2 separate regions of the Homo sapiens genome follow, and region 2 is linked to region 1. A link is an interaction called in ENCODE POLR2A ChIA-PET data of the cell type or tissue named here. Cell type or tissue: PC-9. All regions are shown on one strand. Links, peaks and the distances in the headings refer to the core of each region. The heading gives the core; the rest is flanking DNA. Region 1 overlaps RBM47 (RNA binding motif protein 47). Region 2 overlaps RBM47 (RNA binding motif protein 47).

Region 1 (8,338 bases), core at 210-8,209:
CTTTCCCTCTTGGGAACAGTCTCTGTGTCTTAATGATGATGCTGATTTTCTGGTTTAATATCATAAAAGGTGTGTGTTGGTCCCAACATTACTGCTCCAAGTAGTGGCTTCAAAGAGCAACTGGATAAAGATTTTCAATAATAGCAATGCAGAGATGACCTGGGTTTCAAGATAGGAGGCCTTTGGAGCCTTCAGAGAATTGTCATAGAAATGATCAGTAACTAATTGCTCAGTTGCCACCTCAAGTTGTTGTTTCCATCTTATGCGGGAGAGATTCGGGGGAAATGGCACCCTGCCATTTTTTGTGTGTGGTCCTGAATCATCCTGTTGGTAAAACTCCTGAGGTCGTCTGAGCTGGAGTTCTGATTGCTTCTGTTTCTCTCATAGTTGCTTCCCCGTCTATTCTGTGAGCGTCTGTATGGGGAGAGGCAGTGGGGAGGGCGATCTCGTCCCCTTGAAGTCAATGACCACCTGCTTTTAAGGTTCTCGTATCTTTTGCTCTGAAAAAGGTGTGGGGGAGGAAAACTTTCATTTTCCAGCGAAAGTAGAAAGGGAGAGAGTGTCTAGAGGAATAAACGGCCAAGAAACAGGTAAGTTCTGAATGTGGTCCTAGTGTGGAATTTACCAGAAAGCTCACATGGAGATTACCACTGCCCTCAAAGGATTGCAGGTAAACTAGCAACTGTGGGAAGTGGAGGCTCCTCCTCTCCTTTTGTAATTCAAATGTTCCTAGTGTACTGCAATAGACACTAGTTTGAATGAATTCAAGATATCATCTCTTGGTAAAACCAAAAGTAAACTGATTACAAAAGGCACAAACCCTTCAACCATACTCCCACTGTCTGCCTTTCCTCTACTTTCTGTGTGGTTTAAGTACACCTGAAAAAACAAAACAAAACAATTACAGCTCAGTTTATGTAACTTGCATATTTAACAGGAGCATCTTTTTTGGTTGTTATGAATCTTCCATTTTTGTCATCATAGGAACTTAGTTTATGTAAACAACGATTTGTGGGTGTGTCTAGATGCATATGGTTTATGTGTTTGTAAAGTAAAATACATAAATAAGCTGATCACGTAAAAGTGATTGTGACTATAGTAGCTCTTTTGGTGCACCCTATCAAAGCTTTTAGAGTGGAGTCATTTTAGAAATCAAAAGCACAATCTCTGCTTTTCTGAAGGCCATTTCAGGGAGATGACATCGGGAGAAGACAGAGTGCTAGTGTAACCCTGAAAACCCTTTGTGTTTTAGGAAAATATCAATCTTTTGGTCTCAGGAGATTTCTGGTTCTGCAAAATGTATGCTTTATTTATAGATTACACTCAGCCACATTAATCAAGAAAACAACATCCAGTCTCCCCAAATCACGATATTTGTCTTTGGGGATGCTATATATTTGTGGTTCTCATGAACATGGTGGCCCTGCACGAAGACCACAGTGGGTTCCTGGTGGGTGTACGCTGAATGAGCCTCCTGATTGTGCCTTGCTTCAATGAATTGTCAGTTTTGCTCATATTCCCTGAGTATCCACCAGCTGGGGTGGAAGACAACCCGTTCCCAGACGCTATGGATAATCCACATGTGGGTGAGCAAGAGTTAAGTATATGTACCAATGGGCAGTGGGTGAGTGTACAATGAATGCAGGGCATTGTGCAGCTGAAACAGGAACAGGACGCCTGTACCTGACCAAGGAAATGTCAGCATATTAATATTATAATAAAAAGTATCTACCTTTCAGAGCACTGAGACCTGGCTCAATCATGTTTGTAAAGCATTTCACGTGCCCCAAGAAAAACAAAAAGTACAGAAGTACAAAATGGACAGGGTTTTTTCAGGTGTTGTTTCTCTTAGATCAATTTAATTCCTATTCTGAAAATGTGTATTTGAGCCTTGTAAGCTCAGGTAAACCATTTGTGTTTCAAAAACGAGGGTTCCAAGTTGGTGATGATAATAGCACTGTGACTTTTAAAAAGATGGCTTAGGCTGGGCACGGTGGCTCATGTCTGTAATCCCAGCACTTTGGGAGGCCAAGGCGGGTAGATCACAAGGTCAGGAGTTCGAGATCAGCCTGGCCAATAGGGTGAAACCCTGTCTCTACTAAAAGTACAAAAATTAGCCAGGCATAGTGGCGGGTGCCTGTAGTCCCAGCTACTCGGGAGGCTGAGGCAGGAGAATCGCTTGAACCCAGGAGGCAGAGGTTGCAGTGAGCTGATCGCGCCACTGCACTCCAGCCTGGGCAACAACAACAAAAAAAAAAAAAAAAAAAAAGAAAAAGAAAAGAAAAGATGGCTTAAATAATATTTCTTTTTGTGTGTTGTCATTTGATTAAAAAATAATAACATGGTTCTTGGTACACCAAGCCCTTGCCAAGATTAGGCCCATCTTCCCAGTAGCCTTCTCAAGACAAAGTTGCCTTTGTGTAACTACAACTGGGAGGCTTTGGTGACACAGAAAATTTAATGGGGCACTGCAACTTCTTATTAACAGAAAATGCAATGGCCTAATGTTTTTGTTGTTTTTGTTTTATGTACTACCAGTTAATACCTATGATCTATTTCTCCATGAGGATGATCTTACTATTTTAGACATGTCCAGGGAAGAATGAGGTGGTTATGGCTTTACCTTAGAATTTAGTTAGATTATAAAAGGCTGCAGCATGCTGGCATGGAGGAGAGCTCAGCACTGTGGGCTAGTTTGTTATCAGGGTAATCAGCAACGTTTGGTCATGTGGTGAGAAAAAAAGGGGTTTATCTAGAGTAAAGATGCAGATTTTAGGGAAAGGATGGCTATTCATACTAAATTCACACTCCATAGCAGAGTGGCTAGGAGCATGGGCTGCCTTGGTTCCAATCTTAGTTCTGCCACTTACATGTGACTTTAGGCAGGCTAACTAAAAAAGAAAACTCTGTGACTCAGTTTCCCCAACTGTAAAATGCCTACCTCACAGGGTTATTATAAGGATTAAATAAATTAATCTGGGCCAGGCTTGGTCACTCACACCGTAATCCCAGCACTTTTGGAGACCAAGGCATGCAGATCACTTGAGCCCAGGAGTTTGAGAACAATCTAGGCAACATGGCAAAACCCCATCTCTACAAAAAATACAAAAATTAGCCAGGCGTGGTGGTACACGCCTGTAATCCCAGCTACCAGGGAGGCTGAGGTGGGAGGATCCCTTGAGATCGGGAGGCGGAGGTAGCAGTGAGCCGAGATTGCGTCACTGCACTCCAGCCTTGACAGGGCAAGACTCCATCTAAAAAACAAACAAACAAACAAACAAACAAACAAGTTTATACCTCTTTGTCTGCTATTTAATATCCTTTAAAAGGCTGAGAGTTGCCAATAAGCAATGATGAGGAGGAAAAAAGTGCATTTTTTCGTAATTAGAAAAAACTTATTAGGTCATTACTAGAAGGAAAAAAGTATGTTTTCTCAAAATTAGGGAGAGTGAAGAGCTGAGCGTGGTGGTTCATGCCTGTGGTCCCAGCTACTTGGGAGGCTGAGGCAGGAGCGTCGCTGGATGACAGGCGCTCAAGGCTTTAGTACGTTATGATTGCGCCTGTGACTAGCCACTGCACTCCAGCCTGGGTAACATAGTGAGATCTCACCTCTAAAAAATACGGAGGGTCAACCAAGAAATCCAAGAGTGAAAGGGCAGTATCAGGTGAATATCAATGAATCACAGCAGTGTGGCTTTTCTGGTGGGCTGACAGTGTACTCTTAGTTACTAAGAAAAGAGATGAGGAAGGACAGGTGGCTGAAGAAGTATTAGAAGAATTGCCTCTAGTGAAATCCTATTTGCAGAGCAAAGAGAAATCCAATAACAAGTTAGCCCTTCCCATTTGGTGCAAACAGTAGTTTGGCCCAGGGACCTCCTTTGCTTTTTGCTCCACATTGTGGGCTCCAGCATCTACCTCAAGGTATATGTCAGTTTGCCAATGAGTAAACAGAAACTGCCAGCTCATATGATACGGACAAGCCCAGCCTGAAACCTAGGAGTCACTTCTCCGGTGGGAACTGCAGGAGGCACACAGACCCTGAAATTAAATGGTAACACCCATGTTCTCATACACCCTGGTCATGTATGAAAGGTCTTGCCCTTTCTCCATTGGCTAGAGCTAGTCACGGAAGGGTGGATACGTCTGCAGAATCTGCTTATCTGCTCCCCTGCTTCCACCTTTGTCCTCACCGCTCTCCCCGCACACTCCTTTCTTAACCCAGTATCCAGAGTGACTCTTTTATTTTTTGAGATGGAGTCTCACTCTGTCACCCAGGCTGGAGTGCAGTGGCACGATCTCAGCTCACTGCAACCTCTGCCTTCCAGGCTCCAGTGATTCTCCTGCCTCAGCCTCCTGAGTAGCTAGGATTACAGACATGCACCACCATGCCTGGCTAATTTTTGTGTTTTTAGTAGAGATGGAGTTTCACCATGTTGGCCAGGCTGGTCTCGAACTCCTGGCCTCAAGCGAGCTGCCTACCTTGGCCTCCTAAAGTGCTGGGATTGCAGGTGTGAGCTACCTCACCTGGCCAGAGTGACTTTTTTAAAACAGAAGTCAGCTCGTGTCAGTCCCCTGCCGAAAACTTTCTAGAGCTTCTCTATCTCACTCAAAAGCCAGTGAATGACTTTATTTCTAGTCCCATCACCTCTTTAACCTCGCCTGCTACCACACACATCCTTACTTCCTCTGCTTTAACCACACTCCTTTTCTTGATGGGGTGTGCCCAGCACATTCATACCACAGGGCCTTTGCACTGGCTGCCCCGATGCCTGAACCATCATCCCCAGACATCTCCATGCTTCACTCCTTCACCTCCTTCAAGTCTTTGCTCTGCCTCCTCCAGGTTAAAACAGCAATTCCTCCTTCCTGCCCGCATCCTCTGTCTCACTACCCTGCTTTCTCTCTGGTATTTATCGCTTTGTAGCATACTATGTAATTGTGTGACCTATTATCTGTCTCTCCCTGACTAGAATGTCTACTTCATTCATTGGTGTATCCCAAGCACATTAGAGGAGCGTCTGCCACAGAGTAGGTGCTCCATAAATACTTGTTGAATAAATGAATAAGACACACAGGCTTTTACACATTTCAAGCGTGACTGAATGCGTTTTACTCGAAATACAACCACGAACATACCTTTCTGAATGAGCATGGGTTTTCTCCCAGACCTCTCCCAGGAGGCTGCCATGTTTTCTGTGGTTTATTTTCTCTGCCACCACAAGTCCTTGATGGAGGCTGATGACTAAGTAACGTGCAAGGCAGGGCCAAATGTGGGGATGTCGCAATCGTTTCAGCACTTCCCCATTTCAGAGCTTCCCTGTTTCCAAATCAAAGCCTCCTCTTTGGCAATCTTTTTGTGATTTACATCTAAATGTGTAGCCCTCTGTTTGAACCATTTTGTGAATCGCATGCCCTACAGATAATTACACTTGACTGACTTATGTTACTATATTGTTTATCACCTTTTCTACTGTCATTTAATTATAATTAATGATTTTCTGAAAGTAACTGTCAAGACAAATTTTCTTAACTATCTCTTTTCACCTTTGAGGTTTCCACAAGTGCCAATTGCTGCTACAGGATTCCATTTAGATTGTTCTCAGCTGCAGAGCTCAATTAGGTATTTTTGTCTTGACCTGGCATGAAACGGAAGTGCTAGAGTCATTGTTTGAGTCTTTAATTTTTCCCCAGAACCTTTGTACAAATACTTGATCTTGCCTTTACAAAGTGGCAAAACAATTCTCTGATCTGTCATGTTTGTTTGCTAGCCCTGGCTTCGTTCTCTCCTTTGGACAATTACCTAGGTTTGGCAAAATTGCTTTTCGTGGCCTTTGGAGGCACAGTTCCCTCTCTGCGTTCATTTGCCTTGTTTAGATCCATAATTCACTGAAAAAGGCTTCCTCAGTTGCTGTTAGAATCCTGTGGCTACTAGGCTTGGGGACCCTAAAACCATCTTGAAGGTAGTACAGACTCCAGGAAGGTTCTTTGCAGTAAAAAAAAGGCAATAGTACATAAAGTCTGCTGAGGGTAGATGAAGAGCCTGGATTTAGTTATTTCTGACTATTGTCAGTCATGGTTTGTGGCTGATTTAGAATTATTTGGATTTTGGGTTTTTTTTTTTTGTTTGTTTCCTTCTAAATTGATTTGGAAGACATCATCACAATTTGTTGAGGAGTTCAAAAAATACACAGACAAATTATGCCTAATAAACAAAGAGCTAATGTTCATAGTTCTTTCTGCAAATCATCTTATTTCTTATCATATGCACTGAATGGGACATTAGAAATGAATAGGGGGGCCGGGTGCAGTGGCTCACGCCTGTAATCCCAGCACTTTGGGAGACTGAGGTGGGTGGATTGCTTGAGCCCAGGAGTTAAAAAGCAGCCTGGGCAACATGGCGAAAACCCTTCTCTATTAAAAAAAATTTTTTAAAGAAAAGAAAAAATGAATAGCATATAAATGTTAAATTAGACTTGTCTTTGGTAATATACTATATAGAGGGAGCTGGTGGTAATTATTTACTAAAATATAGAACCAGTAAATATGAATTAAATGGGTTTATAAACTAGACACATTGAAAGGACTTATTTTTCTTGCCCAGATACAGACTTTTTGTTTTTTTTTGAGATGGAGTCTTGCTGTTATCGCCCAGGCTGGAGTGCCATGGCATGATCTCGGCTCACTGCAACCTCCACCTCCCAGGCTCAAGCCATTCTCCTGCCTCAGCCTCCTGGCTAGCTGGGATTACAGGCGCCTGCCACCATGCCTGGCTAATTTTTGTATTTTTAGTAGAAACGGGTTTCACCATGTTGGCCAGGCTGGTCTCGAACTCCTGACCTCGTGATCCGCCCGCCTTGACCTCCCAAAGTGCTGGGATTACAGGTGTGAGCCACTGTGCCCGGCCCAGAGTTTTTTTTTTTTTTTTTTTTTTTTTCATACTGAGTCTCACTCTATCGCCCAGGCTGGAGTGCAATGGTGTGATCTTGGCTCACTGCAAACTCCGCCTCCCTGGTTTAAGCGATTCTCCTGCCTCAGCCTCCCGAGTAGCTGGATTACAGGCATGAGCTATGAGGCCTGGCAAATTTTTGTATTTTTGGTAGAGACAGGGTTTCACCGTGTTGGCCAGGCTGGACTCAAACTCCTGATCTCAAGTGATCCGCGGCCTCGGCCTCCCGAAGTGTTGGGATTACAGGCGTGAGACACCGTGTTTGGCCTAGATACAGACTTAACTGCTGTTTGAGCAGCTACTGTGTGCTGGACACTGGATACGAAGTACCCAGTGGTGAATAAAGATTCTCCGCCCTCTGGGACTTTCTTTGTTGGGTGGAGATGAGATTTAGTGTTCTGAAGGAACCAGGAACCCACAGGTACTACACAATAGTAGGTGGGAATCCCATAGGTGAGGTCATCAGAGAAGGCTCCTCCAGGGAGGTGGGGCTGAAGGTGTTTGATGGGCAGGGAGATGTCCATCTTCGCTAGATGGAGTAGCGTTCATGAAGGTCCTAAGGCTGGGAACGCTTGGCATGTTGAGGGACTTAAAGAAGGCCGACCTTGCAACAGTGCAAAGTGCCCAGCAAGGAGGAGATGGGCACAAGGTAGGGTTATGGGGATTACTGAGACTCAGAGCATGTGGGTCACTAAAGACCATGGAAAAGAGTTTGCATTTTGTTACTCCAGGCCTAAGAGAAAGCCATTAAAGACGACTTCTTAAAAGACAACCCTGACCCAGGCTGGAGTGCAGTGGTGCAATCATGGCTCACTGCAGTCTTAAAGTCTTGGGCTCAAGTGATCCTCCTGCCTCAGCCTCCCAAGAAGCTGGGACTACAGGCACACAATCATACTCAGCTAATTCTTTGATTTTTTTGTAGAGACAGGGTCTCACTCTTTTGCCCAGGCCGGTCTTGAATTTCTGGGCTCAAATAATCCATCCATCTTGGCCTCCCAAAATGTTGACATTACAGGTGTGAGCCACTGCGCCTGTCCAGGGGTTGATTTTTGGGGGTGTTGGTGTTGGTGGAGAGAGCCAGTGGCCTGCATGGGATGTCTTCTGTGTATCTACCTGCCTCTGTTATGGTCTGAGTCTGAGGCCGGCAGTGGCCAGCAGAAATAGCAAGATGTGGTGATGGCCTGGAGGAAGGACTGAGGATGGGGGGTTCTGATCTGTGTTGCTGGCTGTGATGGCAGAGACTGGGGGAAAACAAGTTTGAGGCAGGTAGAGGAGATCAGGAGTTCAATTTTGGGTGTGTTTACTGAGATTCCTGTTCAAACATCCCAAGGAGATGCTGGAAGTTTCCCTTTTTTTTTTTTTTTTTTTTTTTTTTGAGATGGAGTCTCGCTC
Region 2 (8,338 bases), core at 29-8,028, 170 kb after region 1:
GTTTTCACAGGGACTGGTTTAGGTCCTCAGCAACGTGGGCTGCTGTAGGTCCTCATTTTCTCTTTGCCATAAAAAGGGATTTGGGAAAGAGGAAATAACTAAGCCAATTAAATTTTCTGATGTAGGATGGGATAAGACAGACCATGCTGTCTAAAAAAACCATTTGCAAGACTGGTATACTATATTTCCCTTGAATAATTAAAATCATTTCACACTTTATTAACTCGAAGAATATCCAGTATTTCCCTGTGAGCCTGAGAATAAATGATTAGCTCAAATCTGGGCGTTTTTACTGATGTATTAGTTTTTTAATTGAAATATTAACTCCAAGTGCACTCAGTGAAAGTACAGAGTACGCGAGACATGAATAGCAATTAAATGCCAACAATTGTTCCAGGAGTTTAGTAGACCTGGGAAATCATAAATTTCCTGACACCTGAATTTTTCATTTTAAATACTCTAGGTTCAGTGAAACTCTAGATATGTATTTTCTGTTCATTTCCATTCTTAATTTAAGTGCATATTTCTTGAGTTTCTTTAATTAATGTAGTTGTGCTTTTTATTTAAATTTGTAAGAATTTCCAATTGTCTCTAACTGCCTAGTTTAATTATAGAGACTGGGAAAACTGATTTTCCTTCTCTTCCTTCTTCTTTTAATAAGTATCTTTTTTTTTTTTTTTTTTTTTGAGACAGAGTCTTAACTCTGTCACCCAGGCTGGAGTGCAGTGGTGCGATCTTGGCTCACTGCAACACCTGCCTCTGGGGTTCAAGAGATTGTCCTGCCTCAGCGTCCCGAGTAGCTGGGACTACAGGCGCCTGCCACCATGCCTGACTAACTTTTGTATTTTTAGTAGAGATGGGGTTTTGCTATGTGGGCCAGGCTGGTCCTGGACTCCTGACCTCAGGTGATCCACCTGCCTCAGCCTCTCTGGAGTGCAGTGGCACAATCTCACCTCACTGCAACCTTCACCTTCCTGGTTCAAGCAATTGTCCTGCCTCAGCCTCCCAAGTAGCTGGGATTACAGGCGTGAGCCACCACACCCGGTCTATTCCCATTTTCCAGTTGAGTGAACTGAAGCTTGGGAGAGTAAGTCACTCACCTGAAGTCACACAGTTAATAAATGGTATTGAACTCAAGCGGTTGAGCTCTGGCATGCAGGAGCTCGAGCTCAAGCACTGTAATAAGCAGCCTCTCAAAATACCTTCAGATAAAAGAGTGATTAAAAACTGCCTTCATGGGCAGGCCTCATTTATGTGCCTATTTCCTTGTGGCATAAAATCTCTACCGAATTCCTGAGACAGTATAGCAGAAGCTAAGCATATCAGTTAAGGCCAAAAGAAAAAAGAAAAAAAAAAAAAACAGTGATGGAAATTTTATAGCTCCCTGGCCAGTACCTACTTTACCAAGACGGCTCAAGGGATATTAACATTGGCATTCAATATAATCCATTAGGGGTTGGTGTGGCTTTTCCATGTGACATTCCTGATGCCTGGGCATGTGTTAGAAATGCCAGCTCCTGGCCAGGCGTGGTGGCTCAGGCCTGTAATCCCAGCACTTTGAGAGGCCGAGGCGGGTGGATCACCTGAGGTTGGGAATTTGAGACCAGCCTGACCAACGTGGTGAAACCCCGTCTCTACTAAAAATACAAAATTAGCTATAGGCATGGTGGCACATGCCTATAATCCCAGCTACCCGGGAGGCTGAGGCAGGAGAATTGCTTGAACCTGGGAGGCGGAGGCAGAGGCTGTGGTGAGCCAAGATAGCGCCATTACACTATTGCACACCAGCCTTAGCAACAAGAATGAAACTCTGTCTCAAAAAAAGAAAGAAGAAAGAAAGAAATGCCAACTCCTGTACCAAAGCTGGCCTATTCATTCTCTGATGGGCTCCTTTCGGCCATGCAGAAATACCACCAGATAGTACCTGGGTATGACTATTTGTACCCAGTTCTATATGCAGGTAAACCACAAAAGTTTTTTTAAATTATTTTTATTATTAATTTTTTTTAGAGATAGGGTCTTGCTCTGTTGCCCAGGCTGGAGTGCAGTGGCACAATCATAGCTCAATGCAGCCTTGAACTCCTAGGCTCAAGCAATCCTCCCACCTCACCCTCCCCAGTAGCTGGGATTTCAGGCATGCACCCCCATGCACGGCTCTCCCACAAAACTTAGTAAATAGATACGTGAAAAAAATGTCCAAAGCAATTTGGTGGATGTTAGTTATAAAAGGAAACTCTTTTTGTAGCTTTGTCCTACCATGTTTCTTGCAAAAGACAGTGCACATTCATTCATTCTTCTATCCATTCATTCTTTTATTCAAACATTCATTCAGTGCCAGGCACTGGGGATAAAATAAGCATCACTGCCTTTGAGATGCTTCAAGTGTAGCTAATAAAATAAACTATAAACACTATTGTTTTAACTTTTCTAAGACATTTCAAACAATGCATAAAGAAGTGGAAAGAGCCTTTAATATCTAAAATCACTTCATAATAGAAGGCGAATTTTACTTTTTCTGTGTTAAAGGACCTGTCTCAGATGGTCTCATTTCTAATAGAGTTCTTTGGAAAGACTTAGAAACAAATGAAATTGATAAAAGAGCCCACAATATTCACAAATACCACAGGATGACGCAGGTTCCTACTCATATCAATGAACTCATGGTGCTTACTTTTCCAAATTTTTAAAGTAAACAAGCCATGGGGTATTAGAGTTTAACCTTCGCCGTATGTTTGCAGAAGGACCTGTTTTTTAAGCTATCTTTTTTTGTTTTTCACTGTGTACCCAAAAAAGGAAGAAAAGAAAAGGGGGAAAAAAAAACAATTATCACCAGAGCTGGAAAGGTGGAACAACATTGAAACAATGCAATGAATAAAAAGAACACATATTTTCTGGATTAAAGTTGTATTTAATGCATTTTGTCTTTAAGTGATCCCCCACCAGAAAGTTCACTTCCTTTTTTATATTTTCTCATAAACAGCCTACTATGGTCATATTGTCATAAATATAGTTGATTTTGAAAATATTTTTAGCTTCCAAAATACCCCACATTAAACTTAAACATTTATAGAAGAAAGTATTTTAACTCATGACTTTTTCAATGTTGAGAGTATTCCTGGGCGAATGCTATTCTACTATAATTATTGCCTTGAGATAACTGGTCAATGAACATGACATCAACATAATCAGGATCTGTTTTTTTCTATAGTAGCAGATATTGTTTCCTAGTTGCAACTGAAATGACTAATGTTCACCAAATAAAAGCAGAAGGTCACACCTAAAACTGAAGCTAATGTTTGACTATGTCAGTCTGTTTCAGAGCCTTTGTTTCAGGACAGGCAATTTGTCATTTGTTTTACAAAAAGACCTATGTTATTTTTGTATACTACTATTTGACATACCACCAGAAGGTGCATATTGTACATGTATTCATGTGTAATATAACACAGTAATAATAGACCATACTGTTACTATATAACTACTACTTGCAAACTACTAATATAGTTTCAAATTAGGAGGAGAAGACTAGCATTCACACACCATTATAATGACTGTAAGTTTATGTTTGGGAACGTTCACTTTCATTTTGTTTTATTTTGTTTTATTTAATTTTATTTGACTTTATTAGAGGTGGGGTCTCATTATGTTGCCCAGGTTGGTCTCAAACTCCAAGGCTCAGGTGATCCACCTACCTCAGCTTCCCAAAGTGCTAGGACAGCACACCCAGCAAAAAGTTCACTTTCTAAATCTGTTTGAGCATAAATTTAAGAAAATTTTTTTAAACTTAATCCCCAATGTGATAGTAAAATTTAAGAAGTTTAACGAATGAAAAATACCCTTGGCTGGGCACAGTGACTCATGCCTCTAATCCCAGCACTTTGGGAGGCTAAGGCCAGTGGATCACTTGACGTTAGGAGTTCAAGACCAGCCTGGCCAGCATGGTGAAACCCTGTCTGTACTAAAAATACAAAAAAAAATTAGCTGGGCGTGGTGGTATGCACCTGTAATCCCAGGCTGAGGCACGAAAATCACTTGAACCTGGGAGGTGGAGGTTGCAGTGAGCTGAGATCGTGTCACTACATTCCACCCTGAGTAAACAGCCTTTTACACACAAATTTTAAAATGCCTTTTTTTTGTTTTTTTTTTTTTTTTGAGATGGAGTCTCACTCTGTCACCCAGGCTGGAGTGCAGTGGCACTATCTTGGCTCACTGCAATCTCTGCCTCCTGGGTTCAAGTGATTCTCCCTGTCTCAGCCTCCCAAGTAGTTGGGATTACAGGCACCAGGCCACCACGCCCGGCTAATTTTTGTATTTTTTAGTAGAGATGGGATTTCACCATGTTGGCCAGGCTGGTCTTGAACTCCTGATCTCAGGTGATCCGCTCCACTTGGCCTCCAAAAGTGCTGGGATTACAGGCGTGAGCCACCACGCCCGACCCCCACAAATTTTAAAATTTTTTAAAATTCTATCTTTTATATTTGGACTCTCTGGGTTTGGTTTGGTTTTGGATATAAAACAACTCTACTGCCAAAAAGAAGTTAAATTATAAAGTATCACCCCAAAGATAAGGCATCTTTATAAAATTACAATCACAAATTTGCCATTATCTAATTGTGATTTTGAAGTAAGCACATGATCGCCCTCCTTCTCAGTTTCTCCATCAAGAAAATGAGGCTGGCCGGGCGTGTTGGCTCACGCCTTTAATCCCAGCACTTTGGGAGGCCGAGGCAGGAGGATTGCTTGAGCCCAGGAGTTTGAGAACAACTTTAGGCAACGTGGTGAGACCTCATCTCTACAAAAAAATAAAAAATTAGCCAGGCGTGGTGGTGAGGACCTGTAGTCCCAGCAACTTGAGAGGCTGAGGTGAGAGGATCCCTTGAGCCTGAGAGGTCGAGGTAGGAGGATTGCTTGAGCCTGAGAAGTTGAGGCTGCAGTGAGCCGTGATCATGCCACTGCACCCCAGCCTGGGTGACAGAGCCCTTGTCTCAAAAAAAAAAAAAAAAGAAAAAAGAAAAGAAAAAAAAAAAAGAAAATGGGACTAATACTTTTGTATAGTATTGTTGGTATATATAGATATATAGGAATAGTATGTACAGGAAATATATATCTATAAATTCTCAGTAACTTGAATCATATTCTTAACAACACAGGAAATTTCCTATCTAAAAGAACACTATTATGAATTTTTTGCAATTAAAGATGACTTTTATAATTAAAAAGTAATCATGCATCAAACTACCAGTTCATATATTCAACTTCTGGCACATAAAGTTTTTCTAAGAATATTATGCCCGGGTTTCTCTCTTAAACCTGCTTCAGTAATTGTAATATTTTAATTTTAACATGGTATATGACACCATAATTAGTTAACAGGCAATATTTAGGGCCTACTACATTCAATGGGTAGGCACAAAGCTCCCGTGCAGGAATACAAAGTAGTGATAAAAAGAACATAATACTTACATAATTAGAAAATATAAAAGAGAACATAGTAGTAGCCATTATAACTACACATTTCACATGTACAGTGTCTTAAAGCACTTTCTCACATAAATGTAGAAGGTAATATCTGTGTAAATGCCCTTTCAGTTTGTCCATAAACATTTGGGAGTGAATCCCCTCAGGTTCTTTACATTTTAATTTTAAAAAGTATCTTGCCAGGCAGATAATTAACGACTCTAAACTGTGACTACACAGTTGTCTACAAAAAGAAGATCCTTGAAAAACATTTATTCTTGACCATCTGAAATAATAACAAAGGGCCTTGAGCATTTACTGTAGCCAGGTACTTTTTTCTTTTTTGTTTCTTTTTGTTTGTTTGCTATGAGGCAGGGTTACCCTCTGTTGCTCAGACCGGAGTGCAGTGATGCAATCACGGCTCATTGCAGCCTTAACCTCCTAGGCTGAAGCAATCCTCCCACCTCCGCCTCCTGAGTAGCTGGAGCCACCACACCTGGCTAATTTTTGTATTTTTTGTAGAGACAGGGTCTCACTATGTTGCCCAGACTGGTCTGGAACTCCTGAGCTCAAGCAAGCTTCTCACCTCAGCCTCCCAAAGTGCTGGGATTATAGGCTTCAGCCACCACGCCCAACCAGCCAGGTACTTTTTAATCCTCCCAACAATGTTAATGATAATATTATCACCATTTTATAGATGGTGAAGCTGAGGCTCAAGGAGAGAAAGTGACTTGTGTGATGGCATTTGTTTTTCAAGTAGTACAGTCAAGAGATAGGAAGCGAGGCAGTCTGGCTCCAGAGCCTGGGCGTGGAATCACTGCCTCATCACAGTCCCATGTTCTCACTTGAACATTGCGATTACGTGAATTCTAGTCCTTCAACATTTCCATTTAAGAATTTAATTCCATAGGTTTTTAAGTCTAAAAACATAGTTTGAATATGTTAACTCCTTTACAAAGAGCCAGAAATAGGCTATGGGACAGTTTGCAGAACTCTTTGAAAGCTTAGAAGAGTGGTGGGGAGAGTGCAGAGGGGAAGCGATGGGGATGGTAGAAAGTAATGATTTCCCAACAACTTTACCATGTGTCTGTACTGGAAATTCCTTCCACTCTATCAGCCAATGTCCATTTCTCACCAATCGTGGTCTTATCCTGTTAACACTGGCTATTGCTAAACCTGCTGTAAGTAAGTAAGTAGCAAAGAATGAGTATCATGGTAGAAAGAGCTTTGGCTTTGTCATCAGATTGACCTACATTTCAATTCTGTAAGTTGGGTCAAGTTATTTGATACCCTCAATCTCCTGATCTTTAAAAAGGGGCAGTATGGCCAGGCGTGAGCCACCACATAATTTCAGCACTTTGGGAGGCTGAGGTGGGCGGATCACCTGAGGTCAGGAGGTCGAGACCAGCCTGGCCAACATGGCAAAACCCTGTCTGTACTAAAGATACAAAAAAATTACCCGGGCATGGCGGCACTTGTCTATAGTCCCAGCTACTCGAGAGGCTGAGGCAGGATTCGCTTGAACCCAGGAGGCGGAGATTGCAGTGAGCTGAGATGGTGCCACTGCACTCCAACCTGGGTGACAGAGTGAGACTCCATCTCAAAAAATAAATGAATAAAAATAAGTAAATAAATAAATAATAAAAAAATTAAAAGGGGGCACTAATAGCTAACACTGATCACACCCTTACTTAGCTTCATTCTAAGCCCTTGGCTATCTCATTTATTCCTCACAGTGATGCTTTGAGATAGCGATAATTATTACTAGTCTCATTTTGCAGGTGACGATAATGAGGAATCAGGATTTTAAATAGTTAGTTTACCAATGTGTCACACAGCTACACAGCTGAAGAGCTAGGGCTCAAACCCAGGAAATCTGACTTTAGAGCAGAGGTTGGCAAATGTTTGCAGTAAAGGTCCAGACAGTAAACACTTTAGATTTCATAGGCCGTATCATCTCTGCTGCTACTTAACTCAACTCTGCCACCGTCCCCATAAATGCAGCCACAGACTATATGTAAACGAATGGCTGTGGATTATGTGCCAACAAAACTTTATTAAAACAGCCAGGGAGTCAAATGTGCAGGTCTCCAGCAGGCGTCTACCCCGTACTCTAGAGCCCACATTTAAAATTTCCACTCATAGAAATGTCATGAGAAATCAAATTACACATACGTGTTCAAAAAAATAGTTAACTATCATTAACTTGGGAGTTTTAAAACCATACATTAAGGAAACTCTTGGAGAGATTATTTCTTTCTTTTTTTAAAAAAAAAAATTTGACCTCTGAGAGCAAAGAACAAGAGAGATTATTTCTAATTCATCTCCTTCCCTGTAGGGAGGATTGCATTTAAGCTGGCTATTCTCTTTTAGCGCTGCTCTGTTCTTAGCATGTAAGTGAAATACACTCTCCAGCCACTTCTCCAGAAATACTAGACATGGGGTGGGACAGTATCCTCCTCTGAAATTCTCTCATGGTGCTAACTGCTGACAGTCAGCAGAAGGTCTCACTCATAAAGATGTTCAATAAAATGGAGTTCATCTTCATCATCTTAATCAATTATTTAACATCATTGTGTATTGCATTGGCAATAACATGGCATATGATAACATAATTAGTTCTAAGTGTAAGAGGATAAGTAGAACTTCTACTGCTGCATAATTTCCATCTGTCTCTAAATATAATTAAACAAGAAATGTGCAGATTTTCAATCCTCGGCTACATGTGATAGCTGGCTTATTCCCTGAAGTCTGTCTTGGCCCACAGTCCATCCTTGCTTGTGCACTTTACTAAGCCACTGTCTTCATTTTGGCACTCAATCAATGTTTGTTGAAGGAAGTTTTGTGACCTCCTAGGGCTGAACAATCTTATATGGTTTTT

What was found. Peaks named below come from ENCODE experiments on the same cell type or tissue, not always from the same donor. Only the 100,000 strongest peaks of a DNase experiment are listed, where the experiment ranks them.
Region 2: POLR2A ChIA-PET joins it to region 1 with 5 read pairs; 4 of 35 experiments call an interaction of 5 or more read pairs at or near these places.

The regions. Positions count from the first base shown.
Region 1 is chr4:40,618,792-40,627,129 of GRCh38, reverse strand. All of the region lies in intron 1 of RBM47 (RNA binding motif protein 47), which reads left to right. Among named protein-coding and RNA genes, the nearest start is that of RBM47, 6.9 kb to the left of the region's middle. RefSeq lists silencers at 3,632-3,681, 5,002-5,081 and an enhancer at 7,473-8,000. In PC-9, for the core only: no CTCF peak of the experiment used is centred there; DNase peaks (open chromatin) are centred at 779, 3,899, 5,259 and 5,679; H3K4me3 peaks cover 1,909 bases; H3K27ac peaks cover 6,667 bases.
Region 2 is chr4:40,453,237-40,461,574 of GRCh38, reverse strand. All of the region lies in intron 3 of RBM47 (RNA binding motif protein 47), which reads left to right. Among named protein-coding and RNA genes, the nearest start is that of RBM47-AS1, 31 kb to the right of the region's middle. In PC-9, for the core only: no CTCF peak of the experiment used is centred there; DNase peaks (open chromatin) are centred at 2,674, 3,274 and 4,034; H3K27ac peaks cover 5,005 bases.